7 separate regions of the Homo sapiens genome follow, and regions 1, 2, 3, 4, 5 and 7 are each linked to region 6. Evidence: chromatin loops called from intact Hi-C (ENCODE). Cell type or tissue: heart right ventricle. All regions are shown on one strand.

What was found. Hi-C counts contacts between places; a loop is a spot of excess contacts. Peaks named below come from ENCODE experiments on the same cell type or tissue, not always from the same donor. Only the 100,000 strongest peaks of a DNase experiment are listed, where the experiment ranks them.
Region 1: a loop joins it to region 6, with 5 times the contacts of the local background. A loop is called at or near these places in 104 of 110 quality-filtered maps.
Region 2: a loop joins it to region 6, with 3 times the contacts of the local background. A loop is called at or near these places in 46 of 110 quality-filtered maps.
Region 3: a loop joins it to region 6, with 10 times the contacts of the local background. A loop is called at or near these places in 64 of 110 quality-filtered maps.
Region 4: a loop joins it to region 6, with 11 times the contacts of the local background. A loop is called at or near these places in 105 of 110 quality-filtered maps.
Region 5: a loop joins it to region 6, with 3 times the contacts of the local background. A loop is called at or near these places in 52 of 110 quality-filtered maps.
Region 7: it touches region 6 in a loop (4-fold over the local background); 71 of 110 quality-filtered maps call a loop at or near these places.

Annotation. Positions count from the first base shown.
Region 1 is chr1:209,584,225-209,588,224 of GRCh38, reverse strand. The region is part of intron 1 of CAMK1G (calcium/calmodulin dependent protein kinase IG); the gene reads right to left. It overlaps LOC107985256 (a long non-coding RNA gene), which reads left to right and starts at 1,860. Exons shown (of 3, transcript XR_001738443.2): 1 at 1,860-2,024. In heart right ventricle, a CTCF peak has its summit at 2,441; a DNase peak (open chromatin) is centred at 2,323; H3K4me3 peaks cover 757 bases; H3K27me3 peaks cover 216 bases.
Region 2 is chr1:209,620,045-209,624,044 of GRCh38, reverse strand. LAMB3 (laminin subunit beta 3) reads left to right here. Exons shown (of 23, transcript NM_000228.3): 15 at 45-205; 16 at 320-540; 17 at 866-1,063; 18 at 1,365-1,509. It overlaps MIR4260 (microRNA 4260), which reads left to right and starts at 535; the gene lies at 535-601. In heart right ventricle, no CTCF peak of the experiment used is centred here; no DNase peak of the experiment used is centred here; H3K27ac peaks cover 1,950 bases.
Region 3 is chr1:209,600,197-209,604,196 of GRCh38, reverse strand. CAMK1G (calcium/calmodulin dependent protein kinase IG) reads right to left here. Exons shown (of 13, transcript NM_020439.3): 4 at 909-983. Among named protein-coding and RNA genes, the nearest start is that of CAMK1G, 18 kb to the right of the region's middle. In heart right ventricle, CTCF peaks have their summits at 1,749 and 1,954 (motif pointing left); a DNase peak (open chromatin) is centred at 1,943.
Region 4 is chr1:209,574,543-209,578,542 of GRCh38, reverse strand. It overlaps LOC107985256 (a long non-coding RNA gene), which reads left to right. Exons shown (of 3, transcript XR_001738443.2): 2 at 846-1,086; 3 at 1,204-1,475. Among named protein-coding and RNA genes, the nearest start is that of CAMK1G, 7.2 kb to the left of the region's middle. In heart right ventricle, a CTCF peak has its summit at 1,647 (motif pointing left); a DNase peak (open chromatin) is centred at 1,642.
Region 5 is chr1:209,641,622-209,645,621 of GRCh38, reverse strand. The region is part of intron 3 of LAMB3 (laminin subunit beta 3); the gene reads left to right. Among named protein-coding and RNA genes, the nearest start is that of LAMB3, 8.8 kb to the left of the region's middle. In heart right ventricle, a CTCF peak has its summit at 1,903; DNase peaks (open chromatin) are centred at 1,911, 2,171 and 3,631; H3K27ac peaks cover 4,000 bases.
Region 6 is chr1:209,690,720-209,694,719 of GRCh38, reverse strand. All of the region lies in intron 1 of HSD11B1-AS1 (HSD11B1 antisense RNA 1), which reads left to right. It also overlaps a transcript of HSD11B1 not described here. Among named protein-coding and RNA genes, the nearest start is that of HSD11B1, 12 kb to the left of the region's middle. In heart right ventricle, CTCF peaks have their summits at 1,428 and 1,634 (motif pointing right); a DNase peak (open chromatin) is centred at 1,639; H3K27ac peaks cover 657 bases.
Region 7 is chr1:209,746,244-209,750,243 of GRCh38, reverse strand. No RefSeq gene overlaps it. Among named protein-coding and RNA genes, the nearest start is that of HSD11B1-AS1, 5.7 kb to the right of the region's middle. RefSeq lists an enhancer at 2,022-2,111. In heart right ventricle, a CTCF peak has its summit at 2,286; a DNase peak (open chromatin) is centred at 2,343; H3K4me3 peaks cover 740 bases; H3K27ac peaks cover 1,925 bases.

The sequences.
Region 1 (4,000 bases), 110 kb after region 6:
GAGTAGCACCTCTGCAATCTTAAGCTCACAGATAATGGTTCTCAATTCTACCCATGGGAAGAGCCACCCTCCTTTTGCTGGTGCTGTCACTAGGGGCTTCTGAGCAAGGAGGCATGAATCACTCTGGGGCATAGTGAGCAGGCTCAGAGCCTTCTGGATCATGCCTGGCTCTTTTACTGACCTTAGAGGAATCAGTCTACCCTAAGACTGCTTTATAGTCTCTGCTTCCGGGATTTTCCATTCTTTGGGAGCATGACTCAGAAAAGCCTATGGGCCTTGGGAGGGAGGTTATCAGTTGGATCATCTCTAATAAGAATGTGCTCTCTGCCTCCAGGCTGGGGCACACCGAATCATGGAAATCTATCAGCGCTTGGTTACAAAAGGGTAAAAGGCAAAAGTTGGGAAGTTTTCTTGCTGGGTCACACAATTTTCTAGACTCTGGTCCATATTGGACTTTATATCATCCACTGGGTTAAAAGAATACCAGAAAGAACCCAGACTTGTTCCAGTCTTGGTTTGATATCCCGTAGCTGTGCAGCCCCAGGCAGATCACCATACATCCCTGAGTTTCCATCCTCCTCTCTGGTGAACAGAGGAGATTGGACTAGATTAAAGTTCCCTGAAGTTTGCTTTTCAGTATCTTAGTCCTGGGTGACTCTCTGTGAGTAGGGTGGATTTGCTACCTCCTCTGGCCCCCTTCTTGGAGATTCACAATCCACATTAGCTTATTAAAGGCTCTGAGGACCATTAAAGACACATGCTGTTTAATCTGGCATTTCCCAAATTTCGTAGATAGTGAAATTCTTTCCTTCTGTAACACTAATATTAGTGTGCCGGGGATCTAGGGTTTCTCAGAGCATCCTTTGGAAAATGTAGACTAGGCCATCTCTAATGCTTTGTAATTCTTCATATTTTGCAGGGATAGATGAAATTTCGAGCAGCCCTCTGCCATCAGTCACAGTTTCACCCTCCTTGTGGTGTCATAGGTGAATGGCTGGGCCTGTGTCAGAACTCACTTCCAGTTCACGGGTTGCAACCCAAGTGGCTCATCTGCTTGCCAAAGCTGAGGCTCTGGAACCTAAAGGCTTCAGGAAGCTTCTGGCTGGAGAGAAACTCCAAGGACCACCCACTCCATTTCCCAGCCCTTCTGCCACTGCCATTCTGCATTTCAAAGATCAACTCTGCATGCCAATTTCTGTTCACAAAATGACCCAGAGAGAAGGTTTTTCAATTGTTGCCTGCAGTTTATTTAAGGCGCAAACCTACATTTAAGTTTAACAAAATCTCTCCTGCTGCAGTGACAAGCCATAATTTATGTGTTGCTTATGGTTTACTGTGTGCTTCTTACAGAGGATGTGAAGATCATTCTCTAGGGCTTCATGCGGTAGCTGAGAGGTCAACACACAGGGGCCATTGTAGAGAGCAGGGTATGCTGCTTATTCTTAGTGTGCTGCTAAGTATATTGGGCCTTGGTTTCCTCATCTGCTGAATGTGAATAATGATCCCTGCTCTATTTCTCAGCATTCCTTTGGAGGGCTAATGCTTCAATGGGCACAAAAGCAGTTTGCAACCTCTAAAGTGCCATGCAGTGGGTCCACATTATAGGCACATGAATTAAACACTAAGCACTGGAGAAAGAGAAAGGGAAACCAATAAGGACTTAAACAGGGTGAGCACAGGACAGGAGACAGGAATCTGCTATTTCTTCAGCTGGTTCCAGCTCCCACGTGCCTTTCACAGTGTGAGCATCTCATCTCACTGTGTTTCTAAAGTGTTTAAAGATATATGATTTTTCGTACATCATAGCCTGAATGCAAGCCAACTACTTCATCTGGTACTCAACCAAGAAAACAGGGAACTGTTGCAACAAGAGAGGAAATAATACTTCTGTTGGTTTTTTTCACAGGTGATATGCAGGTCTCCACTGGGGCACTTTTCTAAGGAGTTTTCAAGGTTAACGCTGACTGTGTGTCACACACCGCCTTCAAGCCCAATCCCATGCAAGAGGTGCCTCTTTTGTACAGGTTGGACGCTCATTACTATTAACCTTCCCAGCTAGGCACTCTACTCTGGCTTCCAGAAGGGGAGAGGAAGGATCTTTCCCCTACCAGGGATAGAGTACAAAAGGAAGGACAGGCTGAACTCAGGACGAAGGGCTGTGTCAGGAAGCTCTGAGTTACCAGCCTTTCCTCCAAGGACATGGGTTTGACAATCCTGGATAGTCCGTGCAGTCCCCTGCCTGCTTCAGTTTGCTTTCTTGCTGGCAGCCGCTCCCACTCAGCCCCAACCCCCTCGCCATTGACCGTGGCGGCGCGCCTGCAGTTGTAGCGCCAGGCACGCAGCCTGTTTGCAGACTCAGCCGCTCCCCTCATTCATGCTGCAGCTCATTCACTCGCTGGCGCTGGCAGGCTGCGGCTGGGCGCCGCCACTCGCGCGCACTCGTGTGGCAATTTATTTCTGGCCCTGTGTGCGTGTGTATGGGGGAGAGGGAGCGAGGGAGGCGCTCTCCTCTTAGAGGGGGATGCTTTTTCACTTCCAGGTAGAATCGCTCCCAGGCTTTATAGTATTCGCTGCCCTGGACCACGCACCTGGGTGGGGCACCGCGCTAGGCACTTTGCATGCATTATCTTGTTTAATGCCCCACGGCCACCTTTCCAGGTAACCTCATTTTACAGCTGAGGTACTGATAAGTAGAAATGTTCAGAAAAATCCCCCACATCAAACAGATAGTGAATGATACAACTGAATTGGATTCCAACGCTAGTCTTCTCGTCACTGTACCACATAACCTGTTGCCTCTTTCCTGGTGGCAGTTGCTGGGATGTCACTCATCTCCACCTTCATCCTTATGATGCTGTAATGCAATCCTAACGTCTGACTGATTACCCTGGGAACACATGGCTCGGACAATCTTGAAAGGGCTGAATCCCTAAAGCACTCAGATTTCTCAGCATGGAGGCTGGGGACAGCATGTCTATTGCCCCAAGCCTCTCATGGTTCCAGCTCAAACCATTTCTCACTCTAACCTCAAGCTTCTTTCCCAAAGAGTACTTTCTGAAGAGTGCTCTTAATAAGCATCCACACACACACACACACCAGAGCAATCTGCAGCATCGTGGAAAGTTCACTGAATTTATCAATAGATCTGGGTTCAGTTGCCACCACCATCACCAGCTTTGCAACCCCAGGCAAACCCTTTAACTTCTAAGCTTCAATGGTCTCATCTATACTAAAGGGGAAATAATACATGCCACACCATCTGATGGGATCGTCCTAAAGATGATTAATTATAAACACATTATAAACTGTAAAGTGTGGTCCCCATATCAGGTATTACTAAGCACTCTGTGTTACGGCCTGTTTCAGAGGTGGGTCTCATCTTTGGTTCTGGTTAAGCTTGGGTCAGCAGGAATGACAGGGACCTTGTTCTGTCTTCAGCTTATGATCTGGAAAAGATCATCTTCTTACCTAAGGCGGAATCTGCTTGACTCTCTTGACCCTTCTCAGAGGCTTTCCTCATGATCAATTTATCTGACTCCAGAGCAAGAGGCTGGCCAGACAAGCACTGCAGCCAGACCAGCGTGAGCCCTGGCAGCCATCTCCGGGAGCCTCAGGGTTAATGTTTGTGCGTCAAAGTTACGTGGAGAGAAGGGGCCATGGTGTGGATGGGGGTGGTGGTGGTGGTGAATCCAGACCTCCTTTTAAGATCTTCACTTGAGAGGTAAACTAGGGAAGTTTAAAAACAGAAGGGAGGTAGACGCGCCCCTGGGGAAGGTGAAGGAAGCTGTCTTGTGACTGACAGCGATAGCTCGGCTGCGTTCTGCATCTTAACGCGGCTGAGGATAGGGAGCCTGAAGCCTGTCCACAGACTCCTCCAGGAGGGACTGAGGCTGACTCGTCTTCCTTAGGCTTGCAGAGCCACAGGCTGTTTACAAATCTTTTTGCCATTGGTTCTGCTAATCCTCCCAATAACCCAAAGAGGTCGGCAGAGAGGGCATAC
Region 2 (4,000 bases), 71 kb after region 6:
AAACTCCCTCCTATATTTTAGTGTAAGCTCCTCTCCCTTCTCAGGCGAACTCTCCAGGGCCTGCAGCTGGATCTGCCCCTGGAGGAGGAGACGTTGTCCCTTCCGAGAGACCTGGAGAGTCTTGACAGAAGCTTCAATGGTCTCCTTACTATGTATCAGAGGAAGAGGGAGCAGTTTGAAAAAATAAGCAGTGCTGATCCTTCAGGTGAGGAGAGGGGCACCCGGATAACCCCGGGCATGGGCACTGCCGTGGTGGGCATGCCACCCCCTCTCCCTCCTGCTCCTCCTCCATCTCCATTCCTCATGCTTCTCGCCACAGGAGCCTTCCGGATGCTGAGCACAGCCTACGAGCAGTCAGCCCAGGCTGCTCAGCAGGTCTCCGACAGCTCGCGCCTTTTGGACCAGCTCAGGGACAGCCGGAGAGAGGCAGAGAGGCTGGTGCGGCAGGCGGGAGGAGGAGGAGGCACCGGCAGCCCCAAGCTTGTGGCCCTGAGGCTGGAGATGTCTTCGTTGCCTGACCTGACACCCACCTTCAACAAGGTGACTTGGGGCATGGAGTCCCACTTCCTGGAGCCCACACCCCAGCTTGTCACACACCAACTGCTGCCACCTGCTTCCTATTAGGGCAGATCTGCCCCTGTGAGAACCCCACTCCCCCAGCCATCCCGACCCTTGTACTGCTCACTGTGAGCTCAGTGGTTGCCAAGGAAACCAGTTTCTGGTCCTTAGCTCTCATGGAGATGTCTGGCTGTTTCTGGTGCTTGGTTGTCATGGAGATGTCTGGCTGTTGGTTTCCCAGGTGTGGGGTGGGATTGGTTATTGAGGGGCTTTGGGTAGCCTCTTTAACACCGCCATCTGTCCACAGCTCTGTGGCAACTCCAGGCAGATGGCTTGCACCCCAATATCATGCCCTGGTGAGCTATGTCCCCAAGACAATGGCACAGCCTGTGGCTCCCGCTGCAGGGGTGTCCTTCCCAGGGCCGGTGGGGCCTTCTTGATGGCGGGGCAGGTGGCTGAGCAGCTGCGGGGCTTCAATGCCCAGCTCCAGCGGACCAGGCAGATGGTAAGTGCAGCCGAGGCGGGGTGGGCACAGGTAGGAGGAGGCAGACAGGATAGATCCCCCGGGCAAGTCAGAGTTCCCATTTTACACTAAAGTCCAGAGATTTTAGGTGACCTGCTTAAGGTGCCACAGCAAGTGCAAGATAGTTTTTTTTCTCTTTTACTGAACATCCACATGTAAGCTGGGTTGGTTACAAATGCTTCCTAGGTAGGTCTTGGCATAGAGGATGATCCGCAGAATCGTGGGGCTGCTGAGAGGTTCCCTTGGGGCCTTACCCCTTCTGACCTAGAGTGTATGTCAACAGATTAGGGCAGCCGAGGAATCTGCCTCACAGATTCAATCCAGTGCCCAGCGCTTGGAGACCCAGGTGAGCGCCAGCCGCTCCCAGATGGAGGAAGATGTCAGACGCACACGGCTCCTAATCCAGCAGGTCCGGGACTTCCTAACAGGTGAGCCCAGTCTCCACCCCACCTTGGCTGCTGTTCCAGTCCTGCCTGTCCCGCATTCCCATGTTCAGTGCATCAGCCAGCCCTCCCTCCCTAGTCCCAGGCCTGCAACATCCAGGCCTCCACTTCTCCTTGGCACCATGGCCATGACCTTCTCGTTCTCCCGTCTGCCCTCCCCACCCACTCCAATCCCTTGTGACCCATTCTCATTCTCAACACAACAGCTGAAATATCTCTTTTAAAATGCATAAGTCAGATCACATCTCACTCCTGCTTAAAATCCTTCAGTGGCTTCACCTTGTTCTTGGAATGAGCTCTCAACTCCCATCGTGGCTACAGAGCCTGGCCTCTGTCCATCTCTTGGGAGTGACCTTGGGCTCTTCTCTGCTTTGTTCACTGGCTGTCCTTGAACATGTCAGGCTCTTGCCTGCTTCAGGGATGTTTATTTGCTCTTTGTCTGCCTGAAGTCCTCTTTCCAGGGCTGCTGCTTCTTGTCCTCTGGGTCATCTCCCCAGAGAGGTGTTTCCTGACCATCCGATCTGTTTGTCCCCCATCATCTTACTTTCCTTGCACTACTCACCCTCATTCAGTTGTCAACAAGTGGATTGTCACTCCACTAGAATGGGGACTCCAGGAGGGCAAGGATGGTTGTCTGTCTTGTTGACTACTGTGTCACCAGCACCTAACATAAGGCCAGACACAGAAAGACATCTGACATTGGTGGCATGAATAAATGAACCAGACACCCTTCCTCACTGCTCTGGGGAGTGAGGAAGGGCTGTACAATGGAAAGATCCCTAAACAGGACCCGGGAGACTCGTGTGACATTGGGCAGGCTGCTTTTCTCTTTGCCTCATCTTTTGCTTCTATAAATGGGGACGGTAGTATTTCACAAGTTTATTCTGAGGATCAAATAACTGATGTAAAATGTGTTTTGAAAAAGGAAAAGTGCCTCAGGAACAAGAGTTGATATTGTTAGATTTCTGGTTCCTGCCAGGTTATTTGCTTGGCTGGGAGCCCAGTTAATACGAGCCCAGGGCTTGGTGTAATGACAGTGGCTCCTCTTGCTACTATTACAGTGTTTTTGCCCCAGATAGGCCGAAGTCCCCTCCTGAGTGCAGGTGGCAGGTCAGAGAGGGGCAGGAAAGTTCTTCTGAGGTCTCATGACTTGCATAAGGCCTTGAGGCACTCACCTGGGGAAAATATTACCTGGGGATGTAGGGAGATTGTGCCCCACAAACGTGGATGATGGGGGAGGTCAAGGTGTGGGGCTTAGGCTCATGGATAAGGGATTCTTGCCCCTGAGTCAAGTCCAGTGAGGCTGAATGGCCACTCATCCTGCATTAATCTCAGCCAGGGCTCTGGCCTCAGTGGGTGGGAGGTGAGTTGGAATTCTCTCCTGCCGGGTGCAGCTGAGGCTCATGTGAACAGACAGGGAGCTGCCAGGCCCCTTTTGTCCTCTCTCTTATACTTGTATCTCAGGTCAAGTCTTATGATGAGTCCAGGGTCAGAGAGAAAAAGCAGGGCCTGAGAGAGGCCTGGCCCCAGGGGGAAACCCAGGAAAATTTTCTGTAGCGGTGGGCTTGGACTCTGGTCTCCAGAGTCCTGGTGCAGAAGCCACTGAGCGCTGGCTGCTGTCCGATATAGGGTCACAGTGTGGGAGGGAGAGTGGAAAGTCTGTGGAGGGAGGAGGAAACATCGCCTTTCCCAGTTCTTCAAATGGAATTGACAAAATGAATAGTTAAGGCTTATTAAGTTCTAACTGAGTCCAGGCACTGTTCCAAGTGCTTTGCATGTATTACATCATTTATTCCTGACTACATGAACTAAGTACTCTTATTACTTCCACTTTGCACACAAGTAATCTAGGCACAGAGAGGTTAAGCAACTTGCCTAAAGGCATCTAGCTTGGCAGTGGTGCAGGTAGGCTTCAAGCCTAATTGTCTGACTCTGTCATTCACACCCTATTGCTTTACGGCATAGACACACAAATACATACACACATGCGAGTGTGCATACACAAACACACTTTCTCTTGCCTCTTGCCTTTGCGAATGTTTTTCCTCTCTCTGGATCGTCTCCCCTCTCCCACCTCTGCTGACCTGTCTAGCTCCTGCTCATCCTCTAGGAATCTAGGCATCCCACTCTCCAGGCAGCCTCCCTGGACCTATCAGATGGCGCTGGGGGCCCCTTCCATGGCCATCATAGCACCTGTGTTTACTCCGCTCACTCAAAGCTGTACTTCCTTGTTCATGTGCCTGTCTCCCATTAGATTTCCAGCTCCATAAAGGCAGGGACTGAGTTTAATTTGATTTGCAGTCTCAACTCCTCCCATGCTTTTGCTCAAAGCAGTAAATATTTACTGAGCCCATCCTGAGACCCAGAAGGCTCTGCGACTGAATGTCATACCGATTGACCCTGAGGATGCAGCTGAAGTGGTGCAGAGTAAAGGAAGGGCAAGATCTAGGTGGGGATGTGCTCATCCTGGAAGGCT
Region 3 (4,000 bases), 91 kb after region 6:
GCCCCCAGTTAATCAGGTGCTTAGGCCTGAGTTATCTCGTTAAAGTTTCTTAGTAATCAGCCCATCAGCCAAAAACCACGTTGTGTCCAGCCACGCTGAGATTGCAGAGTGGTGTGTGAGTGCGTGTATGTCTGTGCATGTGCAAGTGTGTGTATTTGTGTGTGTGTGTGTACTTTATAAACAGAAGTGTCTTTGAGCCCAATGCTGAGCCCTTATGAACACTGACCAACCTCTACAGCAGTTGCTGTCAGGCAGAGCTGTTGTTTGGATGCAGCAATGACGCAGAGACCTTGCTAATGAAGCACCACTTCTGTCCTACAGATGGACACATACAATCACAGCCTGTCTTTAACTTTGGGTGACTCTGTTTTGGGAAAATCTTTCTTTATATTGAAATATATCTACCTGTGGCTTCTGCTCCTACAGTAATTTTATGCTGGAGTGATGTTAAAACATTTACTATCCAATTTGATTAACATGTATTGGTCCAAAAGGACTGAAGCCACAGTGCCAGAAAAGGGTTCTGGTGACTCCTTGTTAGTCTGGCATTACCCCTTCGGTCGTTTGGTTGCAAGGGGCGAGGAGGGGTGGGGCAGCAGAAGGACATGGATGGGTTGGGGTCGCAGCTATTTGCTGACTGGTAGGAAATATTCTAACCACTGATAGGGTTGTCCTGGTGCAAAGGAGCTTAATAATCAGCCCAGGTTTACCCTGTGGCCCACATAGAACCTGCCCATGACCAGAGGCACACTCAGTCTAAAAGGACCCTTGGCATTTCTGAGCCTCCTGAATGAAGTCTTCATTTTTGTCTTTGAATTGCTGTCCATCCCTCACCAGCGACCAACCTCCTGTAGGCCTCCCAGGCCCCACCAGGCCTCTGTGAAGGAAGCAAGTCACCTTTTACTTACAGCTGCATGACCAGGTAGTAGTGGGTGGTGCTCTCATAGATGTCCTCCAGGGTCACAATGTTTTCATGCTTGATCCTGGGAAAAATAAAGTGCATGATGAAAGGTATGTGGTTCAGGTTGTACAGACAAATAATGCAGACCTAGCCCAAAAGTTTCTGTTGGAGGCTTTTGATGGCAATGTTTAGGAAGACTAGGTCTCTGTGAAGCCTTCATAATAAGTAGACTGTCACAAATTAATCCCAGAGAAAAGATTCCTGTGGAGGTGCTCGGTCCGTGTTTACTGAATGAATAATTGATCATCCTTCCTTCAGGAAACAAACACTTCCTTGTTATGCCAGGAATCTCTTTAAACTTTACTAAAAGAGACAGTTAGAAGAATGGAGGAAGGCTAAGGGAGTACCCAACACTAGGTTATTCTACAAAGTAGGTATTCAGATGTTAGAAATATTGCACTTAAAAAGTACAGGTTGAGTATCCCATATCTAAAATGTTTGAGACTAGAAGAGTTTTTGGAATATTTGCATATACATAATGATATACCTTAGAGATGGGACCCAAGTCTAAACATGAAGTTCATTTATGTCTCATGTGTACCTTATACACATAGCTGGTAGGTAATTTTACATAATATTTAAAAAATAATTTTGTGCATGAAATAAAGCTTTGAATACATTTTGACTGTGACCTGTCACATGAGGTCAGCTGTGGAATTTTCTATTTGTGGCATCCTGTCAATGCTAAAAATGTTTCTGATTTTGGAGCATTTTGGATTTTAGATTAGGAATGCTCAACCTGTATACAATGGGAGGGATTCAGGTGAGCTGAGCCTCCTCATGGATAACCACGGAGGAAGTGTTGAAAAATTAGTGTTCCAAGATATTGCGAGAAGCAAGGTAGATGCTTATTTTTAGGGTTAGTTCTGTGGGATGACTTAGATGGTGATTCTCAACCAGGGACTATTTTGCCTCTCAGGGAACATTTGGCAATATCTTGAGACATGTTTGATTGTCACGACTAGGGCAGGGGAAGGTGCTGCTGGCATCTAGTGGGTAGAGGCGGAAATGCTGCTAAACATCCAACACTGCACAGTACAGCCCCCAGCACCACAAATAATTATCTGTTTCAAAATGTCGACAGCATCATGGTGGAGAAGTCCAGCCCTACATTACCCTTGTTTGGGGTTACTCAGAGACTGAGTCAAGCAGAATAATCATATTAGCAGAGGGGCTCGGCTTGCCAGGCAGCAATGCTGTGCCTGCCTGTAAAGGAGGAAATTCTCTAGGAAGTTTACTCCTGGCTGTGCAGCACAGGGGTTAAGGACTTAGGCTCAGAGTCAGTCAGGCCTGGGTTCAGATCTAGCTCAGGCAATTAGATAACTTCAGCTGGCTTATTCCAGTTTTCAAATCTTTACTTTCCTTGTCTGAAAAGTATGTGTCTCTTATAGAATTGTATCAGGATAAAAGGAGATAATGCATAATGCTTAATACAGTGTCTGGGTAATAGTAAACACATAATCAATAGTAGCTATCTTCTTTACGATATTTTAGAAAATATAGACCTGTGTCAGTTGTCTCTTGATGAATTCAACTATACTCAGAAGCTGGCAATGCTAACATTAATTTATCAATTATTCACTCAATGAACAAACATTTATTGAGCACAAATACTGTTGATACAAGGCAATAATAAGAAAAATGACATGGTCCTTGCTCTCAATTAGTTGAGAGTCTTTCTTTGCCCTAATATCCCTGGATCCTAGACCTGTGTCTCCAGCATGTTATGAAATGCCTTCATGTTGAGATAGGTGGATACTCATATTCAGTATGTTCCAACCAATTTCTTTCTATTTCATCCAAGCCTACATATCCTCTTTGTTCTCCACCCCTAGCAATTATATTGTTGTCCACTTGATTGCTCAATCTCAGGGTCTCTTTTTATGCTTTTGTCCTGTATACTTTCACTAGTCAACCCCAAACCCAATCACTTCTCTCTTTGAAACATCTCTAGTATCTAGTCCTTTTAGGCACATATGATTCTGCCACTACCTTTGCTTGTATTCTCAACCCATGCCTAAATTATTGTGAAAGTCTTATAATTAGCCTCCTGTCCTCTAGGCTGGCACCCTCCAATCCATCCTCCACTGTGCCTGAGAGGGATAGCTCCAACATGTTAATCAGACAATGTGACTCCTCACTTAAAATCCTTTGATGACTTCTTTTTGCCCACAGAATAAAGCCAACATTCCTTATCATGGCATCTAAGATCCTTTGTAATCAGGTCTCATTTCATGATTTTAGTTTCATCACTTGTCTTTTAATACTATATACTCTAAATTCAGGGATTTCCAATACTCACTCTTCCCTAAAAGCCCTTGCACTTTCATGGTTCTACATTAAAGTTTATGCTAGTCTTGGCCTGAATTCCCTTTCTGCATTGCCTTTCTTGCCCCCACAAAGTTTGACTCATCTATCAAGGTCCATCTTCTTTGAAAGTGGTCCAATAACTCATACTCATAAAAACATATGCATAGGCAAAATGAATCTTTATCTCCTCCAAACTCTGCCTTCTGCTAGTGTGACTCACATCCGATTTTGTTGGATTTTCTTATAGGCACCTCTGTATCCAGCATAGGCTCCTGAGGGTAAGGAATTTTGTCTGCCTCATCCTTGTGGTTCTGATCCTGTGTTCATGTGCCTAATACACTTTTGGTACACCATAAGGGTTTCACAAGGGTCTGTGGTAAGAGTCTTGCTGTAAACATATGATGATTTGTAGTGTTGCCTTCATCAAGATGGTTGGGGTGCTGAACCTCCATTTGCTTTGTTATAAATTGAAGCTAATTTCCAAATCTTATGCTGCCTCCTTAATTATTAATTGTTCCTGATGTTGGCCCTCAATTGATTTTTGTTCCTTTGAGCTAATTACTCTCCAGCCTGTGTGCACAAACCAGTTCTGCCACCAGTGGATTTGCTCATCAATTTGTTGCCAAAAAAAAAAAAATCAGCTAGGACAGCTGTCCGACTAAACTTAGCTAATTGACTGAACTGACCCATCAACTCAATCAAAGTGAGCAATGCCTTTGGGTGCAGAAA
Region 4 (4,000 bases), 120 kb after region 6:
CTGCTAATAAAGACGTACCAGAGACTGGGTAATTTATAAAGGAAAGAGTTTAATGGACTGGGGAGGCCTTGCAATCATGGCAGAAGGCAAGGCGGAGCAAGTCCTGTCTTACATGGATGGCAGCAGGCAAACAGAAAGAATTTGTGCAGAGGAACTCCTCTTTATAAAAACATCAGATCTCATGAGACTTATTCACTATCAGGAGAACAGCACGGGAAAGACCCATGATTCAATTACCTTCCACTGGGTCCCTCCCATGACATGTGAGAATTATGGGAGCTACAATTCAAAATGAGATTAGGGTGGGTGACACAGCCCAACCATATCAGGCTTACCATGGGCTGCCCCCATGGACACACAGAATCCTGAAGAATGTACAAAATGGCCCATTGTTTGGTTTGTGTTGCATCTTCCAATTTCTTTAGATGCTGCAGAGAGTTGTGTGTCAGAGGTGGGCCATTCATCCAGGATGTCTGGCTGAGTCCTCATGGCCACTCTGCCTAGGAGGAAGGTATCAACTCTTCCCACCTGGACTTTCTTCTTTTCTCCTGTTTCCCTGGGCCTCTCCATCCTATGTATTCTTTCCCAGATTCTTCAATCCTCCTCCTCAGCCTCTGCCAGTGTTCATCAAGCATTTGGTTATGTCTAACTGTACCTTGGGTGACGTGGGGGTAGCAGGGGATCTTGCAGGTGGAATGTCTACAAGGCATGTAGATTTTCATCTGACCATCCAACCCTCTCTTCATGTGTGTGATTTGTGTCTATGTGCTAAAAGAATCTATCACCTCTACTGCTTTAAATCATATTCCCAAATGACCCCAGCCTGGGTCTATGTCATGTTCCAGGAAGAGTTGATGGAGGACAGGATGAATCTCATCACCCTTGGCTTCTGGTTTCTGGCTATGACCTAGTCACTTCCTATGGGAACCTGCTTCTGATCCTCAGCAGAGACTGGAGGACCTTTCACCTCTGCATCCTTCATTATCCACATGCATTTCTGTATCCAGAGCTGGAGGCATTTGCGATGACTCTCCAAGGTCACCAGGATGTGGCCTGGAAAGGCCAGCAGGAGTGGAGTCAAAGGAAGTGGGTAGTCATAAGTATCCCTTGCCTCATCCAAACTTTTATCAAAGCTACTTACAATGTATCTGATTGAGCGATTCCATTTTAACCTTGTTTTTCTGTTTCTTCCCAACGCTCTAGGGAATACACAAGTAACAAAGGGAGAAATTACAACAGTGAGAATTTCACTAAGGAATCTAGCCCATGTCATCATGTTTACAGACAGCCCTGGATTCAACTTGGGACTGGGGCTTAGGGAACCTGGCACCTTTATTAGCTGGGTAACCTGGGATGAGTCTAACCTTCATGATTTGTCTTCTCATCTGTCAAATTGGGCTAAAGATCTCAGTCTACCCCAGGAGTCTACTGTCAGGGTCAAATAAAACGAAAGAATGTGTATAAAAACATCAAAAGTAATGTCACCTTTGTCCCCTACCCCTAGAATCTCGAGTCTACCTACCTCCAGGTGCTGCTCCTCCCTGCCCCGCTGGGACACGGTGATTTCCCAGCAGGATTGCTCTGTGGGAGATGGGATGACCAGGCTCCCTCACTCCCAAGAATGAGCTGCACTGCCCTCTAGTGACAGTGCCCTGTCTAGCAACAGGCCCAGAGGTGCCTGTGTCCTCCCCGCTGGCTGACTGGTGGGGAGAACGGATTTTTCTTGGTGGCACTGTGTCTGACCAACCCCTCCTTCTGCCTTGCCTCACAATTCTCCATATTTCTTCTGTATAAGTTCCACGTGGTAACCCATTGCACAACCGGAGCATCATATTTCTGATATGGGCAGTAACTGCTGCTCCTTTTCTTTAATATTTTAAGAACCAACACATATTTGCAGGTGTCTCTTGTGGGTAAGGCGATGCGCAGGCAGTGAGCTGTCACTGCTCCCCCACCGCCCATCTCCCTCTTCTGCCTTAAGAGGGAGCTGTCTGCAGCCTCCCTCAGCAAGTCAGCCTTCTGGAGACTTCCCAGGGACAATTACTGGGCCCCTTCCCCACTTGTGGAAAGGACTCAATGGGATCACAGGGATTTCCCGAGAGTCTTTTCTGTCCCCCACAGTGACCATCAAAGAGCAGGCATGGCACAGGCATTCTGGAAAGTTCTTCTGAGTGAATAGATGACCTTTATGAATCCCTTCCTTGGATAGATCCTGACATTCTGTAATATGTGCACACCTTTTTGAGACTCACTGTAGTGCAGAGGCTGAGTCAGACAGTTTTAAAAACGTTTCTGAGCCTCAGTTTCTCAAGCATAAATTGGGTATAAGAAGGTCATAAGTGCTAAATAAGATAATGTATGTGAATTGCTTGGAAAATGACAAGCACTCAGGAAGAGGACGCATTGGGGCTCTGAATCAGTTTGAGACATGGCAGAGACCAATATGGTATGTAATATGGTATGTAAGGTGGCTCCAGAGATCTGGGTGAAGGGAGCAAATGGGGCTTAGGAGGGGACAGTGTTCACACAGAAGGCGAGAGGGTGCATACGCATGCTCACCCATAAGCCAGAGGTCTGGGACGGAGGACTTCCATGTATAGTGAGATCTCAGCTTAAGATCCTGTGATTTAGAGGTTACAGGCACCCTCACCTCTTGGAATAACTGTCTAGAGGAACCCTACTGAGCTCCCGAGCACTCTCATCTCCAAGGAGTCCAATCAATATATGCCCTAGTTAGGGGACTTAGTCAGAAAGAGGGAGGCAAGTGAAAGACAAAATCTTTCCCTTATAATGGGTTTGGGAGGGTGACACCCAGGACTCTTGAACAACTAGAATGCCTAGGGCTTGGGAGCCAGACAGCCTTCTGGGGACACATCCAGCCCCAGCTGGCCCTAGGGAGAGTAGCAACAAGAAAATCCTTCTTCCAGTTGTCCTTTCCCTTTGCATCCCCTGCAGGGAGGTGAACACCTCTCACTCCCACCCTCCTTCTCTCTTCCATTCTTCTAGGCTTTCAGGAGGAGGAGAGTTTCTGAGGGAGCAGCATCATCATCAGCTACATGTTCTCCTCTGCTGTTGTTCCTGAGATGGAATATATAAATAATAGGACTGACAATAAGTAGAAATCAGCAGAAATAATGTACTCCTGAGAAAGGAAACAATTGCTTGATTTAAACACCAGATCTCTTGTCTGAGTGCTTTCAGTGCCATGGTCCACATTTGACCTCCAGAGATGGATTGAAAGAACCTCGCATAGGGGTGGAATGCAGGCACAATGCTTCCAGAGCAAGGTCTGTGGGCTGAGGACAATGGCCTGGCTCCTTCTCTGTGCAGTGAATTGGAAACGAGTCACAATAGCCACTCCAGATCCAAGGCTGGTTCCTTCTGCTCCATGTTAAGAGACAAGTCCTCAGCATGAGGACAGAAAGCAGGCTGGCATTGCCAGTCCTTGTTATGGATTGTATTGATCTTAGCTTTCAGCATTTCTACCTCCCCACAATAGGTGGAGGGAAGCAGAAAGAATGGTCTGCCCAGGTTTTCCAAAACCTTGGGAAAAACAACCAGCCTAAAGGATTGCAAAGAGACAAAGAATTATATTCTTGTGAAGGTGGCAAGGCCAGGTGATGTGGTGATGCCAGAAAATTATTGATTGATTTTGAGGTCCAGAGGACCCTAAATAGGGATACTGAAATCAGCCCCTTGTTTGGCAGCAAGATGGTGTGAAGGGGAGAGAAGGGAAAGAGGAAGGAGAAACTTCTGTCCTCTCCTGGGTTTGGGCACGAGAAGGCAGATTTCAAAGACAGAAGAAAAGGGCAGCACCAAGGCAGACCCTGTTCCTTTTATAGCCCTAGGAAGCTCTGCAAGTGTCAGCCGATGAAGTAAGCCCAGGCCAGGCATTTTGGACATTTCTTTATAAGGTAAGGTTGATCTTATCATAGCCTGTAACCCAGCTGAAAATGGAAAGATTTAGACACCAGAAGGAGCTCCGTATCTAGAGAGGGTG
Region 5 (4,000 bases), 49 kb after region 6:
GCCTCAGCTTCCTGAGTAGCTGGGATTACAGGCATATGCCACCATGCCCAGTTGATTTTTGTATTTTTAGTAGAGACAGGGTTTCACCATGTTGGCCAGGCTGGTCTCGAACTCCTGACCTCAAGCGATCTGCCCGCCTTGGCCTCCCAAAGTGCTGGATTACAGGTGTGAGCCACTCCCCCCGGCCCAAAATATCTGCTTTTTTGTTTCCCAGAAGCCCTAAGCAGGTCTAAAGCTTCCAGAGCTCTACCTTGGGAGTTTACTGTTTTGGATGAAGCATTACTGAGTTCCTTGTTTAAAACACAGATAGCCTTGAGAAAAGCACCATATCAATCTATGACCTGCCATTCATCCCTCAGCAAGACTATGTTTATCAGAAACTTAGATGTGACTTTTGCAAAGGGACCCACGAGACCCAAAATGAGTCTTGTTTTGAGGGGATAGAAGAAAATGGAAAGGGACATTGTAGGGAAAAATTGCTATCAGAGAGAAGCAAAACTTGGGTTGGTGGAATGTGAGATTCTTGGGTCCTAATTGTTATGGGCTAAGGGGTAGGCCTTGTGAGGTTAAAAGCAGAGAGGAGAAATGTGAAATGGGAAGGCCCGAAGACAAACCTGGATGGCCTCACAACTTTGCTAGCCTGGCTTCTCACTCCATTGCTTCTGGGGTCCAGGCCCACAGAAGCCTCTGGGAACTGTCTTGCAGACCTACCTTGCTTCTTTTCCTGGCCATCTACCCCCTGCCTGGGTGCCATATGAGGGTCTGTAGCCATTGCCACTGGCAGGACCTGTAGAGGTCCCCGGCACACTAGCCAACTTTCTGCACTCAGGTCCAGGGGACATCCCTCTTTCTGGAGATGTCTGTGCTGAAGTTGAGGTTGCCTTTCCAGTGGGGTGGAATGAAGCAGAAGAAGGGAGTTTCCTGAAAACCAACTCTGAAATTTTCAGTGATTGCCAAGTGACTGCTATGCTCCTTGAATCAGAACAGCACCAGTATGCTGGGGAGGAAAGAAAAAAAAAAAAGAACAGCACAGGTAGTTTTGGAGTCAGACAGGTGGGACAAGAATCTGTGCTTCATCCCTTGCTAACTTTATGGGCTTGGACACATTTCTTAACTTATCACTTTCCTAATCTGCAAAATGGGGATACCTACCATTTGTAAATGTAGTATAGCTACCTCAGAGATTTTTGAAGGATGGAATAAGATAATATATGTACACTGCTGAGGACTGAGGCTGGTGCAGTGTAATTTTTGAGTGTGTAGCATATATCATCTCTATAATCAGCTTCAGAGAGTGATTTCTGAATTTAGTTAGGATGGAAATAACAGCTGTACTGAGTTAAGGCTTTGGTCAAAATTTCACTTCGTGATAAGGAAAAACACAAAGTTGAAAGTATCTCACATACGGCTGTCCTCCCACCCAGCGCCTGCACTAGGTGCTGCCTTTTGATCTTCATTGCCAATATGCATTGACATAGAAATGCTGAGGCTTTTGAACTGCGGTGGGTTCTAATGGAGGCCTGACTGACCATAGGCCTCAAGGATCTCCTTCTCCCTGTCCATATTGCTGGAAAAAGTGTTTCTCCAGGATAGCATCTGGGGAATGTCTTGTTTTTCTCTTGCTTTCTTTGTCTACTTGCTGAGAGTACCTTTAACTTCTGGGCTGATGTGCTAGAGCAGGGAAGAACTCTAAGAGCATGTTAGAACAAGATGGAACTTTATTATCTCATTCAACCCTTGTATTTCACCAATAGGAATGTGGAAGTGGAGGAAATGTATTTTCTTGAAGGCAGCTAGATTTTTTTTTTTTTTTTGCTTTTGGCCCTGGCTGGTGGCCATGACCCGATCGTAGCTTCTTAGATGAACTCAGACAGCCCTCTGGCTTCCTCATGGGAGGGAGCTGGGCCATGCATAATCAGAGCCTGTTTTCCTATTCTCCCCCAGAATTAGCTCTGTGTTTTACAAAGGCTCAGAGTTTTTAGTTGTGTGTGCCCTCCTTTTCCACCCATCTCCACCATGATTCAGGCCCCTGCTGGCTCTTGCCCTCTTGCTCCTTTGCCCTCCCCTGGCTCTCTGGGAGGGTTCATCTTCCAGCCAGACTGCTGAGCTTCTAGAAAGCTCTAGGATAAGGGAGAAGGCCTAGCCTTTCCAGCTGGAGAGCAAGTAGGAGCCAAACTGGCTGGAGGCCTGACAGGCTGAATTGATAATAGTACTGTGTCTCTGAGGTAATGCAGCCAGGAGAATGCCAGCCAAATGACCCCAGAGAGGGAGGCAGCTGCAGCAGAGAGCTGCCATCACTGGGAGAGATGGGGGCATATCACATATGAGAGATTCTCACACTGAGAATCACACATGCACACGACGCTTACAAATGTGTGCACCCTACATATAAGCATACAAGAATAAAGCAGAAAGGGAAACTGAGACCCAGAGGGGAAGGATAAATTAGCAGCTTGTCTTCATGTGGGCTTCTGCCATAAACTACTCTATTTCAGGCTTCTGTCCTGCTAGCTCGTTGACAGGCAGAGCTACTTAAAATACCTGTCTTGCCTGTTGGCTTAGCCTGTCTCTGAGGATTGAGGTAAATTCCTCCTTCGGCTATGTTACTGTGATAAGCAGCATGCAGTTTGTAAGCCTATGATGCCATCTGATCCTGCCATCAGTGCCTGCACACGTGGACAGAAGGAGAAGAAGGCATGGGTGCCCCAGATTATCCCCATGAAGACTGAGGGAGGAGCAGGGCAATAAACCCTGGCCATTTTTAGTTGGTTTTGTTTTATGATACTATTTGCTCTCCTGAATATAAAAGTTAATATGTATCCAAGGTATAAAAATTTAAACAAGCTGGGTGCAAGTGGCTCACACCTGTAATCTCAGCACTTTGGGAGGCTGGGGTGGGTGGATCATTTGAGGTCAGGAGTTCGAGACCAGCCTGGCCAACATGGTGAAATCCCGTCTCTACTAAAAATACAAAAATTAGCTGGGCATAGTGGCATGTGCCTGTAATCCTAGCTACTCGGGAGGCCGAGGCGGGAGAATCGCTTGAGCCTGGGAGGCAGAGGGTTGCAGTGAGCAGAGATCGCGGCACTGCACTCCAGAGTCTGGGTGAGAGAGTGAGACCCTATCTCAAAAAACAAACAAACAAACAAACAAAAAAGCTTAAACATAATAAAAAATAACAGAGAAGGAAAAAAAGTTATCTATGATTCCACTACCCAGAGATATCAGGTTGAACTGTATGCAGTTGCCATTTTTGTAGGTCAAAATGGGTGAATATCAGCAATTTCATGTTTTCACTTAATATATTGGTGTATTTCCTTCCAAATACTTTACATTCCTTTAAATGGAAATATATACATATATATATATTCACACACACACATATATTTGAGATTATAATGTATATGCAAGTGTATGCCCAGCTTTTTTTCATAAAACATAATATAATCATTTCTCCATGCAATTAAAATTTTTTCTCTAAACAGTGTTTTTAATAGTTACATAATATCCTGTCGTTTGGGAGTATCAGGGGCATTTCCGCAGTCTCCAGCTCCTTGTCCCATGGCCCAGGGAAAGAAAGAGGCTTGTTTCTGGCACTCTCTTGACCAGGGAAGGGCTGGACCAGCTCCCAGCAGAGCTGGGGAGAAAGCTCTGGTGACAGGCGGCCGGAAGGCAGCTGGCCCTTGTCTCTCCTCAGGACATGTGCTGAGTGCAGACAGAGGACGGGAGTGGAAAAGTTTGTTCCTGAGAGGCTGGGAAGAGTATAAAGAAGGGCATGCTCACTGCCAGGGACCAAAATAGGGGTCTGGAGGGGAGTCAGGCTCTAGCAAGGGCCTTCTCTTGCCCAGAAAGGATTATTTTAAGTGCTCAGGTATTTCAGCCAGCGACAGGTCTCCAGTTTCTGTGGTAACTGAGCTGAGTCAGCTGGAGAAGCCCCGTTTCTTCCCAAAGTGCTCTCTCTGCCTTAGCCTTCCCTGTGATAAGCTTCAAGGTCAGACCA
Region 6 (4,000 bases):
CATGAATATCCCAGCACTGTGAAGTTCCCCTTGGGCTCTAATCCATCCAGTTCTTCACACCACAACTGATCAGCACATTTCTCTGCTTCAGAAGATTCAGTGGCTCCTTATTGTCTTTAGGATAAAGTCCAAACTACCTATTACAGCTTTACAAGTTCTTCATTATTTTTGAAATTCTTCCCCAGGAACCTCCCCTTGCCCCAATTCCTTATCATTCAGGTACTGCTCTTCAAAGTCACACCTTCAGGGAATGCTGGGGACCAGAAAAAGTGCTCTCTGAACCCTAGGCATTTCTCTAATCATTGCACTCATCACTTTTTACTCCTAGCCATTCACTGTCTGCCTTTCCCATTAGATAGTTCTGGGAAGGCAGAGACCATTTCCACCTTGCTTGCCCCTGCATCTCCAGAGTTAGTACGGTGCTTGGCACAGGGTAGGTGCTCAGTAAGCATTTTTTGAGTGTGTAATGGATGAACTGATTCTTATACATCCAGATACAGATGTCTGGTAGGTATTTGGAACTCAGAAGAAAGGTCCAGGTTAAAGATATAGAATTGGGAGAATTAAATCATGGAAGTTAATGTTGCAACCATAGGAGTAGATGAAGCCACCAGGGACAGAGTGAAGGCTAAGAGGGAAATCTTACACTCATGTTTGAGGGTTGGGCGGAAGGGGAGGGCCAGCAAAGGAGAACAACGGTGAGCTGGGAGCAGGAGGACAGAGAGCACAGAACCCAAGGGAACAGGTCTCAGTGAGATGGGAGAGGTCAAGGAAGGTGAGAAGTGCCAAGAATACAGGGGGTCTGGCATAAAGGAATCATTGGAGATCTTTGCCTGAGAGTTCCAGAGGAGCTAAAGTGGAAATGCTGTGAGTTGAAGAGTGAAGTACCTGAGGGAATGCAATGTTTACTGGTCCACAATTTTGAGGCACTTGAGAAGCATGGAGATCTGAAAGAGGGTTTTGATTTGGGGGATAGAAATGAGTTAAACTTTCATTCAAATGCTCAAATGCATTGAGCATTTGTGCCAGACAGTGTGCTGGGCTGAGCATCCTTTCTGTTTGTGGGAAAGATCCAGTAGAATCTAAAAACAAGATCACTGGAAGGATATGATTTATGGAGTCATACTCCAGATGATATGGCACATGGCTCTGGAAAAGGAGACCACTTCTTTTGAGAATCGAGGAAGTAGAGGACGGGTGGATATTGAATCCTTGCCTTCTGCTTCCAAATTCAGTGAGCTTTTTAGTCTAACTTGTTTCCTTCTTTGCATTTTTTGGAAAGCAGCTACATGCAGCTTCCCCATCTATTCATATCTCCTGGGGGAGGGCCAGGAAGAAGAAGGTGGGAACTTAAATTCTCAAATGTCTCCTCTTCCTCAGTATTGACCACAGCATATACCTTTCATTTTCATTTCTGCCTTGTCCTGCTCCCTCCTAATCTTTATATATTCACAAATTTAAGGCAAGAAAGTTTTCCCAGGCTTCACTTTGTATTTTATATCTGATGGGAGGATTCATGAAATTTGAGGGTTTGGCAACAGTCTCAAAAAACTGACCTAATAGGGAACTGAACGAGAATTTCTAGATTTAGGATGCTAAGAATTTTAACATGCTTCTGCCAGCAGAGGGAGCCCCAGGAGTGGGAGAGACAGCTCGGATGGCTACTTAATTTCTGGCAATGCCGTCAGCAGTCCAGAGGGATTTATGGGTTAACTGAAAATAAAAGAGAATGAAGGAGGGAGGGAGAGAGACTTAAATATACAGAAATAGTTACACACACATAAAATACATGTAAACTGATTCCCTTGCTCCTCCTAACACACACTCCTGATTTCCACTCTAGTCCAGTGATTCCCAAACCTCCATGAATCATCTGGGGGAACTAAGGGCAGATCCTTAGACCCCACCAAATCCTGTTGAGTCTGGCTTATTAAGGGTGGGACCTAGGAATCTGGATTTTTTGCAAAGTTCCTGACAAAGATTTTTCTGGCCAAACTTTAGTCAGGCTCCTGAACCTTCTAGGCCCATCTGGGCACTTCCTTGTAAAATCCAGTTTTACAAAGAATCCTGCTAAGTCAATTTAGCAAGAACCGAGCCCCCACCCCCCCCCCCGCCATTTTAATACCCGATTCCTTGATCTCTAATTGGTTTTTTCATTTGCCATCATCCCCCAGGGGGTGCCTGACCACCCTGGCCTGTCTTCAGAAATAATCCTGTTTCCTTTCAGCCAGAACCCTCCTTACCCCAACCTTGATGTTTCCTCTTAGAAATTTTCCATCCACCAGTCACCATCCTGCTCTTTGAGTGTAAATTATCACTCACTTCCCATGGTGTATTTGGAATTGAGTCCAGTTCTTTACTGAGATCTCTTTTCCTCCATTGCAATAGTCCCGATTAAAACCTGTTTTTACCACTTTAACTGCTCTCTAGCTCTGGTTTTCTTTGACAGTCCCCAGGTGATTCTAAAGTAACCTGTAGACATACCGGTCCGAACTTCTACTTTGGGTAATTAGGTAAATACTTTTAACTTTAGCTTGTTAGAGACTTAATGGCTCCAGACATCAACATGCTGACTGGTTGGTAGAATGTATTCCCTGGGAGACTGCTGTGTTATAACTGAGCCATTTCCTTTTTTTTTTTTTTTAAATAAACTAGTTTTTACATTTATTAATATAATACATGAGGAGGGCTTAAAAAGTCACCTAGTACAAAAGGTTTACAACTAGTGACAACAATCCTTGCTCTTTCCTTTCTCAGCCCTGGTCCCACTGACAGGCAAATCGCTTTTAAATCTTAATTTATTTTCCCCTGAAAACCAACTCCACATTTGTAAACGATGTGCTTTTACTGCTATTTGATTTTGCAATTTTGGAAATTACTTATTCATTTCCTGCTAAGGAATACTGGGATTTTGCGTTTTTACAACACACAAACACCCATTCCCTTTTTTCTAGATTCCTAATATTATAATAACACAATTTTAATTAAATCAATAGTGTTTGTATTATTATGATTAATTGTTTACAGCTGAACAATATAGTATACTATGATGCATTTCTTTTCTTCTAGTCTTCATTGAATTCCTGGGAGTTAATAATCACTTCATTTTGATTTGTTTGCTTTCTTAGTTGTACAGGTCCTTCAAACCCTCTGACAAGAGATATAAAATTCAAATAAATAGGTCAAATTAATTGAGTAATCTATGAGCTCCTTTATTTTTTTCTTGGAGACATTTTACTGAAGACTTTAGTCCTCCTGTTCCCTGAATCTGGGGACTTTCCTTTGGGAATGGGAACTCCCGTTTTTCTCTTTCTTGATTTACTTCCTCATGTATGATAAGGAAATGTTTTGAGACCTTGTATGCAGGAGTGATGTTTCACATTTTTAACATCTTTAAGAGGGCATTAATCCATCTGACCCCGGCCAAATAAAGGACAGTGTGACAGTTCTGGTCAGCCCCATCCGCTTGTCCTTGTATTACCTTCTCCTTGATTGTTTTTTGGCCGGGTAAGGATTTCTAGGTAAGTTTTCTCTGAGAATTGGAAGATGTTGCTGTCTTGCCTTTCAGTTTCTAGCTTCCAGTGTTGACACTGAGAGGTCCAACTGCTGTTCAGATTTCTGACCCTTGGTTTGTGAACTATTTTTCTTTCTCCAGGACTTTTGGGGTCCTTTTATTCCTGGGGTTCTAACATTTCCAATAATATTCTTTGATGAGTTTTGTTTTTGTGGTTCATTGTGTTGGGCACCCACTGGGTCCACTGAATATGGAAATTCAAATCTTGTATTTTGGTAAATTTTAGAGAAATTTTTTTGAGTATTTTATTCTCTTTCATTTGCTCTGTGCTTTCTTTTTGGACTTCTTAATAGAAGATATTAGAGCTCCTGAGCTGATCTTTTAAGTTTCTTATCTTTCTATGTCTTATTTTTTTAATCTCTTTCCATTTCATCCTATTTTCTGGGAGATTTCCTCAATTTTATCTTCCAATGCTTAAGTTTAATT
Region 7 (4,000 bases), 56 kb before region 6:
ATACTATATTATAAATATTTTTTGCTTTTACATTTTTTCCATTTTTTTAGCTTTCACATCGTCATGGTCTTTCATAATATTAGTGTACCACAACGTGTTTAGTAATTTCCTTATCATTAACCAGTAGCCACGTGACCCAGCATTGCTCAGGATAATAATTAGCCACTGGCAAATACAATGCAAATACAACTTAATATACATAATAAAAATTAATATGTTATAATAATTTTCTGTAATTGTAATAATTCAGAGCTGTGATTATGTTTAACTTTGTAACAGGATTACTTTATCTATCACATCTGTCATCTATACTTCAAGACTGTTGCTCACTCTGAAGCTGTCCTGAGTGGCAGCCTGGGGCTAGATGGGCAGGGACACCAGAAGTCAGACTGCCTGGGTGTGAAGCCTGGCTTTGCCCCTTACTATCTGTTTGAGCTTAGAGTGCATGAACACTACGTTTGAGGTCTTTGCATCTCAGTTCCCTCCTCTGTAAAATGGCTATAACCGATAATATCTACTTTACAGAATTGTTATAGGATTACCAGATATAATACTTGTAAAGCATTAAGAAATGTGAGCTATCACTATTAGCAACACCTGCAATTTGGAGCATCTGTCTTGTGATTTATTAATGGTTATGATGAAATGGACTTGCAGATCTGTGGCTGTGTGAAAATGGAGTAGTTTCAGTGAGTCAATGCATTTTGTCTGATCTAAACTTGTAAGTTTTAAAACTCATTTAACTAAGTTTTTTAAAGAATGTGTCTTGCACTGTTCTCCATGGAAGAAAAACATTTGAAGTGGCTCGTAGTGTTTCTCACTGTGTGTCATTTAAATTCCATTTTAAGTTAGACCAAAACAAATGTGTTCTGACTAATAATGAGAATCACAATAGCACCTGTCTCATAGGGCTCTTTTGATGATTTAAATTAGTTAATATTCAGTAGAATAGTTCCTAAATATAGTAAATACTATGGAAGTGTTTGGTAACACAATAAAGTAAAAATAAAAATATTCCAATGTTGCAGTGAAACTCGTTTTAGTTTGCATGATATAATTAGGAATTTTATTCATGTGGAAATTATATAGAGGAATTTAATTTTATTTAATTATATGGAGATTTTTGTCATTTCTAATTTTTAGCTTTTACAGATAATGCTGCCAATGGGTATCTTCATGCATGCATTTATTTGTTTTTCTTCTTTTAAAATACTTTCTTTAGGATAAAACCTTGGAGTGGGTTTGCTGGAGAAGTTTAGTGAAGAAGTAGGTTAGTTCTGAGAGCAAAGATTTCCAGGAAGTGGGTGGGAGGGAATCAAGCTGGGCTTTAGGGCATGGTGGAGATGGCAGGGTCAGTAGAGCTGGAAGGCTCTCTCACCAGCTTGAGAGCTCAGTGCATTGGGTGTCAGCAGGGGGCAAAAACAGCGTGGTGTAGGGCAACAGGCAATGACTGGAATCCAGTGAGCTGACTTTTAGATCCGTCTCCGCCTCTCTGTTGAAATGCAAGGCTGTTTTGCCCCTGTGGGTCTCCGTTTCTTCTAAAGCCTTTCCCAGTATGAGGGTCTATGAGTTCTTTATTTCTTAAACATTAAATACCTTCTAAATGCCTAAAATTGCACTCAGTACTAGAGATGCAACAATGAGTACAATATAGTCAGTATCTTCTCTTAGTTACAGACACACAAGGCAATTTTCAGGTAAATTTAAAAAGTGTGATAAACTCAAGTGATAAACAAATACAGAAAACTGTAGAGGCATGGGATAGAGGTGGGAGCTCACTTGCCCCAGCCTTGAGAGGTGGACCGGGTGGAAGGGAAGGAAGTTTTCCTGGAGGAGGTAATGGTTGGGCCTAACCTTAAAGGAGGCCCAGGAGTTAACCATGCAATGGGGAGAGTGAAGAGCGCTCAGGGCAGAGGAGATGGCATGGCCAACACACAGTGGGATCATCAGGGTGCTTCAGAGGACTGGCAGTTCTTTGTCCTTGGGGAATCAAAAGCAAGGCAGGTGGCCCGAGATGTGGCTGGAGAGGCAGCCAAGGTCGTTGTACATCACTTTAAAGCGTTTGGGTTTTCGACAGACCATTTTACCCAAGAGTGGCTTCGAAAATGTGCCAGCTTCCACTCAAGGCCAATCATCTGTCCTGATTTTCCCATATCTTGACAGCGCTTTCCCCGCGAGGTTCAGAGCACCTTGTTTTTGAGGGTGACCACTAGCTGTCGCTATTGAACAGGTCTAGTTCCCCACGGCTCAATGCCAAACGTAGGCCCCAGCAGCCGGGCGGAGTTACCGGACGCCGGAGTCCAGCCCCGCCTCTAGGTCAGTTCAGGGCCCTAAGCGATGACTCACTGGTAGGCACGCTGGTGTGCAGGTGGTGGCCGCCCTGGGGTAGAACCTGATACGCACTGGGCAAGGAGATTGCGTGAAGCGTGGTACACCACCACATTCAGCCACGGGGTGGCGCTGCCACCCTGACGGCCCAAAGGGAGGCCGGCGAAGAGGCAAAGTCTTTCCTTAGGACAGCCTTGCTCTTTTGTGGTCCACGGTACTGTTCAAGGACGGTGTGAGGGAGCCCCTGACGCACACCACCCCAGCGGTCCCGGGGCAGCGAGTCGCTCAGCAGAGAGATGCTCGAACGCTCTGTCATTGTGTCCCTTGGGCCTCAGCCCCTCATTGTTAAGGGTCTTTTGGGCCAGTCCCCAGTTTCCACCCTCTGATTCCAGGTTATGCGGTGTACCAATGTGTCCTCCCCTAGGGTTGCTGTTTCCTATCATCCTTCCCAGAAAGCCTCCCCAAATCAGCCAGTGCTCATCTGGTACTTTTCCATCTTTTAAAAATTGATTTTTTGATATGCAGTCATGCATAGCATAATGATGTTTTGGTCAATGATGGACCGTATATACGATAGTGGTCCTATAAGATTATAATATTGTATTTTTACTCTACATTTTCTATGCTTAGATATGTTTAGATACACAAATATTTGCCATTGTGTTACAATTGCCTGCAGTATTCAGTATGGTAACATGTTGCACAGGTTTGTAGCCGAGGAGCGGAAGGTATACCATGCAGCCTAGGTGTGTGGTAGGTTCTATCAGCTAGGTATGTGTAAATACACTCTATGATGTTGGAACAATGATGGAGTCAACTGTGATGCATTTCTCCGGTCTTATCCCCGTTGTTAAGCCATGCATGACTGTACATTTACATAGTGAAATAATGGCTACAGTCAAGCAAGTTAACATATTCATCATCTCACATAGTCACCTTTTTTTTTTATTGTGGTAAAAGTACGTAAAATCTACTCTGTTATTTCCAGTATATGATGCAATACTATTAACTATAGTCCTCGTGATGTTTCAGGAGTTAAAGATATGCCATTCTGGCATATTGACTATTTGAGTTAAGGGCACTTAAAAAACAGCAAGTGCAAGAAGATCACTCTGACCTTTGAGCTGTTTCTTAAAAGCAGATGACATTCTCATGGGAAAGACATCCTCCCTGTAGTAGGAAAAAAAAAGGAACAGTCTTATCATCAAGGATGAGAAGCTGAAGCCAAGAGAAATCTGTACAAACAAACCTTGTTAAACTAACCCTTATCTTCCTAGTTGCATCTCTACCCAATTAAATACCCTAGCCCAAGCCACTTGCCTTATCACATTTCACAGTGTGCTATTCTTTGTCAAATTCAGTATACTGAGTTTGTAACTGACTCTAACTGCTTCTTTGGGTCTTTATTTCCTTATGAGGTTCTCCTGTGCCATGCAAAATTTCTATTAAATAAATTTGTTTGCTTGTCTTCTGTTAATCTGTCTTATATCAGTTTAATTCTTGGGCTCAGCCAGGACTCTCTGAGAATGGAGGTGGAGTTTTGCTGCCCCTATATTGTACATTAGATCTCTAGGCTTATTTATTTTACATAACTGAAACTTTGTGCCCTTTGACCGCTGTCTCCCCATCATCCCTGTACCCCAACCACCTTTCTACTCTCTGTTTCTATATA